Regions from separate parts of the Homo sapiens genome. Here region 1 is linked to region 2. Evidence: read pairs that join two places in POLR2A ChIA-PET (ENCODE). Cell type or tissue: Panc1. All regions are shown on one strand. Links, peaks and the distances in the headings refer to the core of each region. The heading gives the core; the rest is flanking DNA.

Evidence for each region. ChIA-PET counts read pairs that join two places held together with the same protein. Peaks named below come from ENCODE experiments on the same cell type or tissue, not always from the same donor. Only the 100,000 strongest peaks of a DNase experiment are listed, where the experiment ranks them.
Region 1: POLR2A ChIA-PET joins it to region 2 with 6 read pairs; 3 of 35 experiments call an interaction of 5 or more read pairs at or near these places.

Annotation. Positions count from the first base shown.
Region 1 is chr7:128,888,432-128,892,817 of GRCh38, forward strand. It overlaps KCP (kielin cysteine rich BMP regulator), which reads right to left. Exons shown (of 40, transcript NM_001366122.1): 15 at 4,257-4,363; 16 at 4,083-4,176; 17 at 3,215-3,388; 18 at 3,020-3,102; 19 at 2,754-2,847; 20 at 2,474-2,665; 21 at 1,912-2,082; 22 at 432-608. It overlaps LOC105375497 (a long non-coding RNA gene), which reads left to right and starts at 2,798. Exons shown (of 4, transcript XR_927958.2): 1 at 2,798-2,872. RefSeq lists enhancers at 1,511-2,101, 2,102-2,691, 2,692-3,282, 4,232-4,386. In Panc1, for the core only: no CTCF peak of the experiment used is centred there; no DNase peak of the experiment used is centred there; H3K4me3 peaks cover 735 bases.
Region 2 is chr7:128,721,099-128,725,484 of GRCh38, forward strand. GARIN1B (golgi associated RAB2 interactor 1B) reads left to right here. Exons shown (of 7, transcript NM_001282788.3): 4 at 2,099-2,220. Among named protein-coding and RNA genes, the nearest start is that of GARIN1B, 7.9 kb to the left of the region's middle. In Panc1, for the core only: no CTCF peak of the experiment used is centred there; no DNase peak of the experiment used is centred there; H3K27me3 peaks cover 272 bases.

The DNA.
Region 1 (4,386 bases), core at 289-4,288, 170 kb after region 2:
ACACATATACACACGGCCACACACACACAGAGCAACACACACACACAGATACACAGATACACCCACACAGGCCAACACACACAGCCACACACAGATACACACATACACACATACAGCAACACATACATACACACACATATACACACGGCCACACACACACAGAGCCACACACACACAGCCAGACACACACACACACATACAGACACACACACATACACAGCCACACACACACAGAGCCACACATACACACACACATACATACAAACACACAGCCGTGCCCGGGACCTCTATCAAAGGTGAGGGAGTCGGAGAGTGAGAGAAAAGTATGGTGGAGCGGCAGGCAGTGGGAGGGCTGGGAGGAAAGTGGAATCGGTGAGAAAGGCACCCCGGGAGCCCCAGCAGGGGGAATGGAAGGGCAGGTGTGGCTCTACCCTGGCAGGTCGGGCAGCAGTGCCCAGAGGGGATGAGTGGGTGGCTGCAGCCCGGAGGCTCACAGGGCCGGCGGCCGCAGGTCACGAAGCCTCCAAGACAGGTACACAGGTTGCAGGGTTCTCGGGGGTCTGGGAACTCCTGGTTACTCAGGTAGGACTCCCCCAGGTACTCACAGCCTTTCAGAGAAGAGACAGAGAGGCCGAGGGGAGGGACAGAAAGGGATGAGAGGGCAGTGGTCATAGGCTCTGAGCTTGGGCCTGTTATGCATCCAAGATCTCAAAGATCTAGCGTGGGGGCTGGGGGGTCACAGGCCAAGCCCAGGGGGCAAAGCAGTCGTGAGGGGGGCGGGGTTTGGATTGGCCAAAAGGCAAACTTTCTCCCCTTTATCCTGCAAAAAACCTTCCTGTTTAATTTGTAGAAAAACACCCACAAGGAATCTGCTGCCCCTGGGGTTAAATACTCAGCAGGCCATTGCCAGAGGCACCAGTTTCCCAACCCGGAGAGCTGGGAGTAGCCCCAGCTGACTCAGGTGGTGTGGACCCAAGGTAGCGCCTTTCCCACGCTCTTCCGAGCCCACTGATGAATCCAGGAAGGGGTGGGGTCCCAGGGTGGTGACAGCCCGCTCTTGGCACCTCTGCCATTTGCTCACCTCCCTTTTTAAAAAAGAAGGGTGAATTTCAGGCTCAAAGCCTTGGTGGGCAAAAGTATCTGACAAGGATTTAACAACATTATAATTTTAATTATATTCATTTTTATGGTAATGTGGTCCTGGCAAGTCTAATTTTCCACTTACAGTGTGATATAAAACTCCTTTCTAAATCAAATTAAATTAATAAGTGAGTTAATTGGAAGGCAAATAGTAAATAAAATTACAGTTGGTAAGGGCAAGTGGCCAAAATGGCCAAGATCGCACAAGAGTGAGGGAAGACAGGGGGACTGGGGGACTGGGTCTTTTTACAAGAGCCAAATTTAGGCCCAGAGAGGCTATGTAACTTGCCCAAGACCACACGGCAAATAGCAACAGAGGCAGGAGAAGATCCAGGCTTTAGTGTCAGGCTTTTTTTTTTTTTTTTTTTTTTTTTTGAGACAAGGTCTCACTCTGTCACCCAGCCTGGAGTGCAGTGGTGAAAACACGGTTCACTGTAGCCTCAAACTCCTGGGCAATCCTCCCACCTCAGCCTCCGGAGTAGATGGAACTACAAGAGGCACCACGACCAGCTGATTTTAAATTTTTTGTGTAGAGACAAGATCTCTCTATGTTGCCCAGGCTGGTCTTGAACTCCTGGGCTCAAGTGATCCTCCTGCCTCAGCCTCCCAAATTGTCGGGGTCACAGGCTTCAGCTAGGGCTCCCAGCCTCGGGGCTTTTTCTTACTGTAATAAATATTTTAGATCCACCCTAGGGCAGTAAAGATTATTCTGACCCAGCCCTCTGGTCTCCCGCATCCCACCCCGGCAGCTCCCTATCCCATGACCCTCACCATCACAGTCAGGGCAGCAGTCGCCCCTGGCAGGGAAGGGGCACAGTGCAGGGGCACATGCCTTGGGCTCGCAGCTCACGCTGCCCTCCCAGCAAAGGCAGAGGTGGCAGGCAGCAGTGGGCGATGGGAAGCGCTCCCCGCTGGCAAACTCCTTCCCCTGGTACAGGCAGCCTGGGGAGAAGGGCAGGGGCTGGGGGGCCGTGGGGACTAGAGGGCTGTGGGGACTTGGTGGTCGTGGGGTTGAGGGGCGTGGAGGACGGGTGTCGTGGGGGCCGTGGGGGCTGGAGGTCGTGGGGGCTGGGGGTCCGTGAGGGCGGGGAGGCCGTGGGCTCCGTGGAGGCTGAGGTCCGTGGAGGATGGGTGTCGTGGGGGGCTGGGGGCCGTGGGGGATGGAGGGCCGTGCCGGCTGGCTCCCAGGCCATGCTGACCGGACACTACATTCCTAACAAGATCCCCGACGTGGGCGGAGCGGGCCTGGAGGAAGGGGACTGGGCAGGGCGCTCCGGGGCGGGGCGGGGCGGCAGGACGCGGGTGGCCGGGAGGGGCACCGCCAGGGCGTTACCGTCGCAGGAGGGGCAGCAAGGCCCCTGGCGCGGGTGCGCGCAGGGCGCGGGCGGGCAGGGCAGCCGCTGGCAGGACACGGAGCCGTCGAGGCAGAGGCAGCGGCGGCAGGGATCGCCGGGCGGGGAGAAGTACTCCTGGTGGCGGGCGTGGGCCGCGCCGGGCCGTGGGCAGCCGGCGGGGGCTGGGGCGGCTGCGGCGAGACAGCGCATCAAAGGGGCCCAGGAACAGGCCTCCGAGGGGACCCCCAGGGAGGAGCAGCCGAGGGGTGCGGCCCCTACCTGGGCACTGCGGGCAGCACTCTCCCGGCAGCAGGACAGGCTCTGGACAGGGCAGCGGCACGCAGCGGCGGGCCAGGCACTGCACGTTGCCGCTCTACGGACCGACAGACGCACCACGGGTCAGTGGGTTAGTTGGGGGAGGCCGAGGAGACCCCTCCCACCCAGTGCCACCAGGTCCCACCCCTCCCACCTGGGCGGGCCTCTCCTGGCCTCTGCAAGTCCCGCCTCCACTCCCCTGGGCGCCTCCCACCCAGGTGCAGACTCACCAGACAGCGACACAGACGGCAGGGGTCAGAGGGGTGGGGGAAGTCCGCTCCGCTGGGGTACTCTTTCCCGCCAAAGGCACAGCCTGGGGGAGGGAGGGGCTATAGCCTGGGAGAGGGCGACTGCCCCAGGGCGTGCTGCCTTCCGGGGGCCATGCCATCCCATCCCAGAAGGCCGCCCTGACCCGCCCACCTCACCGCTGCAGTCGTTCGGGCAGCAGGTCCCAGGCAGCGGGTGGGCACAGGGGGCCCTGGGGCAGGGGCGAGGCTGGCAGTGGGCATGGCCTTCCTGGCATCGGCACTCCTGGCAGGGGTCTCGGGGGTGGGAGAAGCTCTCGCCGTCCACAAACACCTCTTCCTCCAGGATGCAGTCTGGGCAGTGGATGGTGGGGGCAGGTATGAGGGCAAAGCCTGACAGTCCCTCCAGCCCTGGAGTCCAGAGCCGCCACACAAGTGCCCACTTGGAAGCTGACTCGAGGGGAAAGAGGAGGAAGTGGCCATGTGCACATGTGTGCAGGCATGTGTATCGTTGTGAGCACACACGAGTGTGCGTGCGCATTGGGGGTCATTCACCTGCAGGCAGATGTGTGTCTCTGAGGGGAAGAAGGGGAGTGCTTACACATGTGTGTACCTGTGTTTGACACACGCCCTCACACAGACTCTCTATGCGGGCAGGGACGTGTCCCATGCATCCCAGCACCCGGCCTCCTACGTGGCAGGCTCAAGTGCCTGCTCATGAACCTGTGTTATCCAGGTAGATACATGGGTTTACCTGGGGGGTAGGGGGGTGGGGGCCCTAGCGTGGTGGGGCGGGGGGCAGTAGTTACTAGAAGAGGAAATGGAGCATGGGAGGAGAGGGTGGTGTAGGTACAGGCAGGAATAAACAAATCTCTCTACTCTCCCTCCCACCCACACCCCGTGAGTTCCAGAGAGTTCTAAGCTCTGAAACAAGACTGAAACAATTCAGAAGGCCATTGCTTTCTAAGGTACCTGTTGGGCCCATGGGGCTGTGGGACAGCAGCCTCTGGGGCCCTGATCCCCTCAGGCCCAGTGAGTGCCCACATACCTGGGCACCTGGGGCAACACTGGCCTGGTCCACTCTGGGGCCTGGCACAGGTCGTGGGAGGGCAGTCAACCAAGGAGCATGTCACAGTTCCATCCTGCGAGAGAGCAGGGGAGAGAGCAATCGGGGCATGCCCAGGAGGGGCTCAGCAGGGCAGCAGCAAGGCTGGGCAGTTACCTGACAGTGGCAGGCATGGCAAGGGCTGTCTGCATCCGTGAAGTTCTGCCCATTGGCATACACTTGGCTGTGGTAGGTGCAGCTGTCACAGCTGGGGCAGCAGGCACCTGGGTGGGGCAGGCTGGTCAGG
Region 2 (4,386 bases), core at 185-4,184:
AATGTCTTTTCATTTATTTCAATACTTTAGTTTCCCTTAGCAAAGTTTTGTAGCTTTTGTTTTGTTTTTAATAGCAATGGGGTCTTGCTCTGTTGCCCAGGTTGGTCTTGAGCTCCTGGGCTCAAGCAGTTCTCCTGCCTCAGCCTCCCAAAGTGCTGGGAGCCACATGCTTGGCCTATTTTGTAGTTTTTAGTAGACAAATTCTGCAAGTTCTGCACTTATTTGATTAAATGTTTTCCTAAGTATCTTATTGTTGTTGATGCTGTTGTGACCAGAACTGTGTTTGTGTTTTCTTAATTTCATTTTTGGGTCATTCATTGATAGTATTAGAAATACAATTGGTTTTTTAATATTAACCTCATTATACATTATAGCAGTTTTACAGATTCCTTGGGATCTTCTACATACACACACCACACACACACACACACACTCATGCCATCTGCAATAAGGACAGTTTCATATCTTCATTTCCAATCTAGATTTGTTTATTGCTCTATTGCATTAGCTGGAACCTCCAGTACATGTTTAATAGAAGAGGCAAAAGCAGACATCCTTGTCTTGTTCCTGATCTTAGGAAAAAAACATTCAGTTTTTTGCTGTTAAGTATGATGCTTATTATGAATATTTGTAGATGCCCTTAATCTGATTGAGGACATTCCCTTTCTTCCTATTTATTGAAAGAGTTTTCTTTCTTTTCTTTTTTCATCATGAATGGGTATTAGATTTGTTAAATGCTTTCTCTGCATCTATTAAGATGATTATGTGGTTTGTCCTTCATTCTGTTAATACAGTATATTACATGAATTGATTTTTTTTAACGTTAAACCAACTTTGTGTTCCTGCGATAAAATCTGCCTGGTCACGGTGTATATACTTATTTTTTATATGTTACTAGATTCAGTTTGCTTACATTACATTAAGGAATTTTGCATCTATGCTCATGAGAGATATTGGTCTGTAATTTTCTTGGGATATCTTTGTGATCCCCTAGCTTTGGTATTAAGTTAATATTATCCTCATTGAAGAAGTTGGAAAGTATTCCCTCCTCTATTTTCTGAAAGAATTCATGAAGCATTGCTATTACTTCTTCTTTAAATATTTGATAGAATTTACCAGTGAAGATACCTGGGCCTTTTTGCCCCAGAACATGATGAATGTAAGTCTGGCTTCAGCTACAACAGAAACTCCATGAAGGCAGGGGTTTCTGTTTGTCTTCTTTACTGCTATATCCCTAGTACCTGGCTCCTAGTTGGCATTCAATAAATACGGAATGAATGAGTGACTATGGACATGGACAGCATGCACAACTGGAGCACTTTTGAGTATCACAGGCAGCAGGAAAGAAATTAATTTTGCCCCGATGTAAAAAGCAGCACACTATAGGATATTTCTTAGAGAAATTAAGTTTTAAAACACCAATTAGGCCAGGCGCGGTGGCTCACGCTTATTATCCCAGCACTTTGGGAGGCCAAGGTGGGCAGATCACGAGGTCAGGAGATCGAGACCAGCCTGGCCAACATGGTGAAACCCCGTCTCTACTAAAAATACAAAAATTAGCTAGGTGTGGTGGCAGACACCTGTAGTCCTAGCTACTTGGGAGGCTGAGGCAGGAGAATCGTCTGAACCCAGGAGGCAGAGGTCTCAGTGAGCCGAGATCGCACCACTGCACTCCAGCCTGGCTATAAGAGCGAGACTCTGCCTCAAAAAAAAAACTCCACTAATTAAATTTCTATAACAAATATATGATTCCCCTACATTTAAGTATAAAACCAAACAGCATAAACTTTATTAAAGCTTATATTAATAGGCTATTCATACATTATATTAAGGTATATTAATAGGAATAAGTATCTGTTAAGTAATGTTAAAAGTATGTAATGAAGATATTACCCTTAAGGCACAAAAGGACATTTTTACCAATACGAGGAGTGTAAACCAAAAAATATGGCCTCAGAATTGCCTCTGTGAGCAGCTGGTGTGGCTGCACTTTGGAAAATTTTGAGTTCCAACACTTTAGAGTCTGGACCATGATATTAGGAAAATGTGAAGACCCCAAGGCCTTAACCACCTGGTTCTGCTTTTTTTCTTCATATAGTTAGTACAGAAGAAACTCCAAGCCTCCCAGCCCAGCGAGAGTCTCATTCAGCTAATGACCAAGGGGGAGAGTGAAGCCCTGTCTCAGATTTTTGCCGACTTACACCAGCAGAACCAGTTGAGGTACATGACTTAAATCAAGCCAGCCTCTGACATTCCCTCCTGCAACCCAGATGGTCTGGGCTGTGAGATCCAGAAACCAAATAGCTTGGTTAATGAGCGCAGGGTTTTACGTGACCAGGCACGGTGGCTCACGCCTGTATTCCCGGCACTTTGGGAGGTCAAGGCAGATGGATTGCTTGAGGTCAGGAATTTGAGACCAGCCTGGCCTCGATATACTGCCACTCACTATCCAGTCTTTTTTTTTTTTTTTTCCTTTTTGAGATAGGCTCTCACTCCGTCGCCCAGGGTTCAAGCGATTCTCCCGCCTCAGCCTCCTGAGTAGCTGGGACTACAGGCATGTGCCACCATGCCCCCAACTAATTTTTGTATTTTTAGTAGAGACAGGGTTTCACCATATTGGCCAGGCTGGTCTGGAACTCCTGACCTCAGGTGAGCTGCCCGCCTCGGCCTCCCAAAGTGCTGGGATTACAGGCATGAGCCACCGCGCCCAGTCACTGTTCAGTCTTTATCCTTGACTCAGGACAACCTTCCTCCAGCTCTTCTTGCCTTGTTCTTCTTCTCCACACAGCAAGCATGGTGGGCTTGACTCCAGAGGAGGACTACTATAAAAAATGAAAAGTAGTTCTCCAACAATGAGGATAAGTTAGGTATACAGGTGAAAAAGTAAAACCTAAATTTCTTTTTGTTGTTGTTGTTCATTTGTTTACGTGAGACAAGAGTCTCACTCTGTCGCCCAGGCTGGAGTGCAGTGGCACAGTCTCGGCTCACTGCAACCTCTGCCTCCTGGGTTGATGTGATTCTCCTGCCTCAGCCTCCCAAGTAGCTGGGATTACAGACACACATCACCACGCCCAGCTAATTATTGTATTTTTAGTAGAGACAGGGTTTCACCATGCTGGCCAGGCTGGTCTCGAATTCCTGACCTAAAGTGATCCACCTGTCTCAGCCTCCCAAAGTGCCAGGACTACAGGCGTGAGCCACTGTGCCCAGTCATGTAAAACCTAATTTCTAATCCAGTTTCTAGTCCTACAGGGAAATAACCAAAACCATTGTTTAAAACATTGTCAACTTATTGGATTTACTTACCTACTCACCCAAGGTCTCTGCTTGGACTTTATGGAGCTTCTGTGATCGTTTTCTTAATATAGAGTCTGTTCTGGAAAGCTCCATGCTACAGATCTATCTTCTTCATGGCTGAGGAAATGTCGCTGTATGTACAGATGACTTAGCATTAAGTCTTGGTATAAAACTGGTTGGTTTAAAAGAGACAGGAGTTGAGCGTACTTAGACCAGAGGGTACCACAGAATATTCAGTCCCAGATAAAGTGGGATCCAGGGTCCTAGTGCCTATTACTTATGGTTTAATAGAAAGGAGAGAACAGAAATAAATTAGCAAATGTCACCAGGAGAGAAAAATGAGGTGTCAGAGAGGAGAATTTTGTCACAACAGGAACCAGTTGGACCAGCAGTTCAGAGGCAGAACAAATTCCCTTTCTTTCTGAGCACTGGTAATAAACTGAAAACCAGTACAGCTTGGAGGAGGCAAGCGCTTATAGCAACGAAGAGCTCGCAAAGACATGGGCCCAAGTCATTGCTCTGACTGCACCCTTGAGCATATCGAAACCTGGGGGCTCAGTCTTCAGATCTGTAAAATGGAAATGAAAATAGTGCCAACGCCATCCAGATGTCAGGATCCAATGAGCTCATATGCACCAAGCACTTAGAATGCTACTCAGCAGATTTAGAGGCAAATTGTAAGTAAGCTCTCAATAAGTATTAACTTGTATTGTTAATTCTAACTTGGCTGGAGGTAGAAAACTATTAACACAAGAAAAAGACTTATCTGTTGCCCAGTATAAAGAATATATCCTGGAGATTGTCACTCCATATATCATACAGAGCTCTGTAATTAAGGAACTTCTCGATGAGATGTCATATTGCTGAGCTAGAGGGCACTGGACTCTAATAGAGCAAGGTATTTTGAAACTGCTTTTTGGCTATCTCAAATTATCAAATCACTTTCCTTCCTTCCTTCCTTCCTTCCTTCCTTCCTTCCTTCCTTTTTCTTTCTTTTTTGAGACAGTCTCACTCTGTTGCCCAGGCTGGAGTGCAGTGGCATCTCAGCTCACTGCAACCTCTGCCTCTCGGGTTCAAGCGATTCTAATG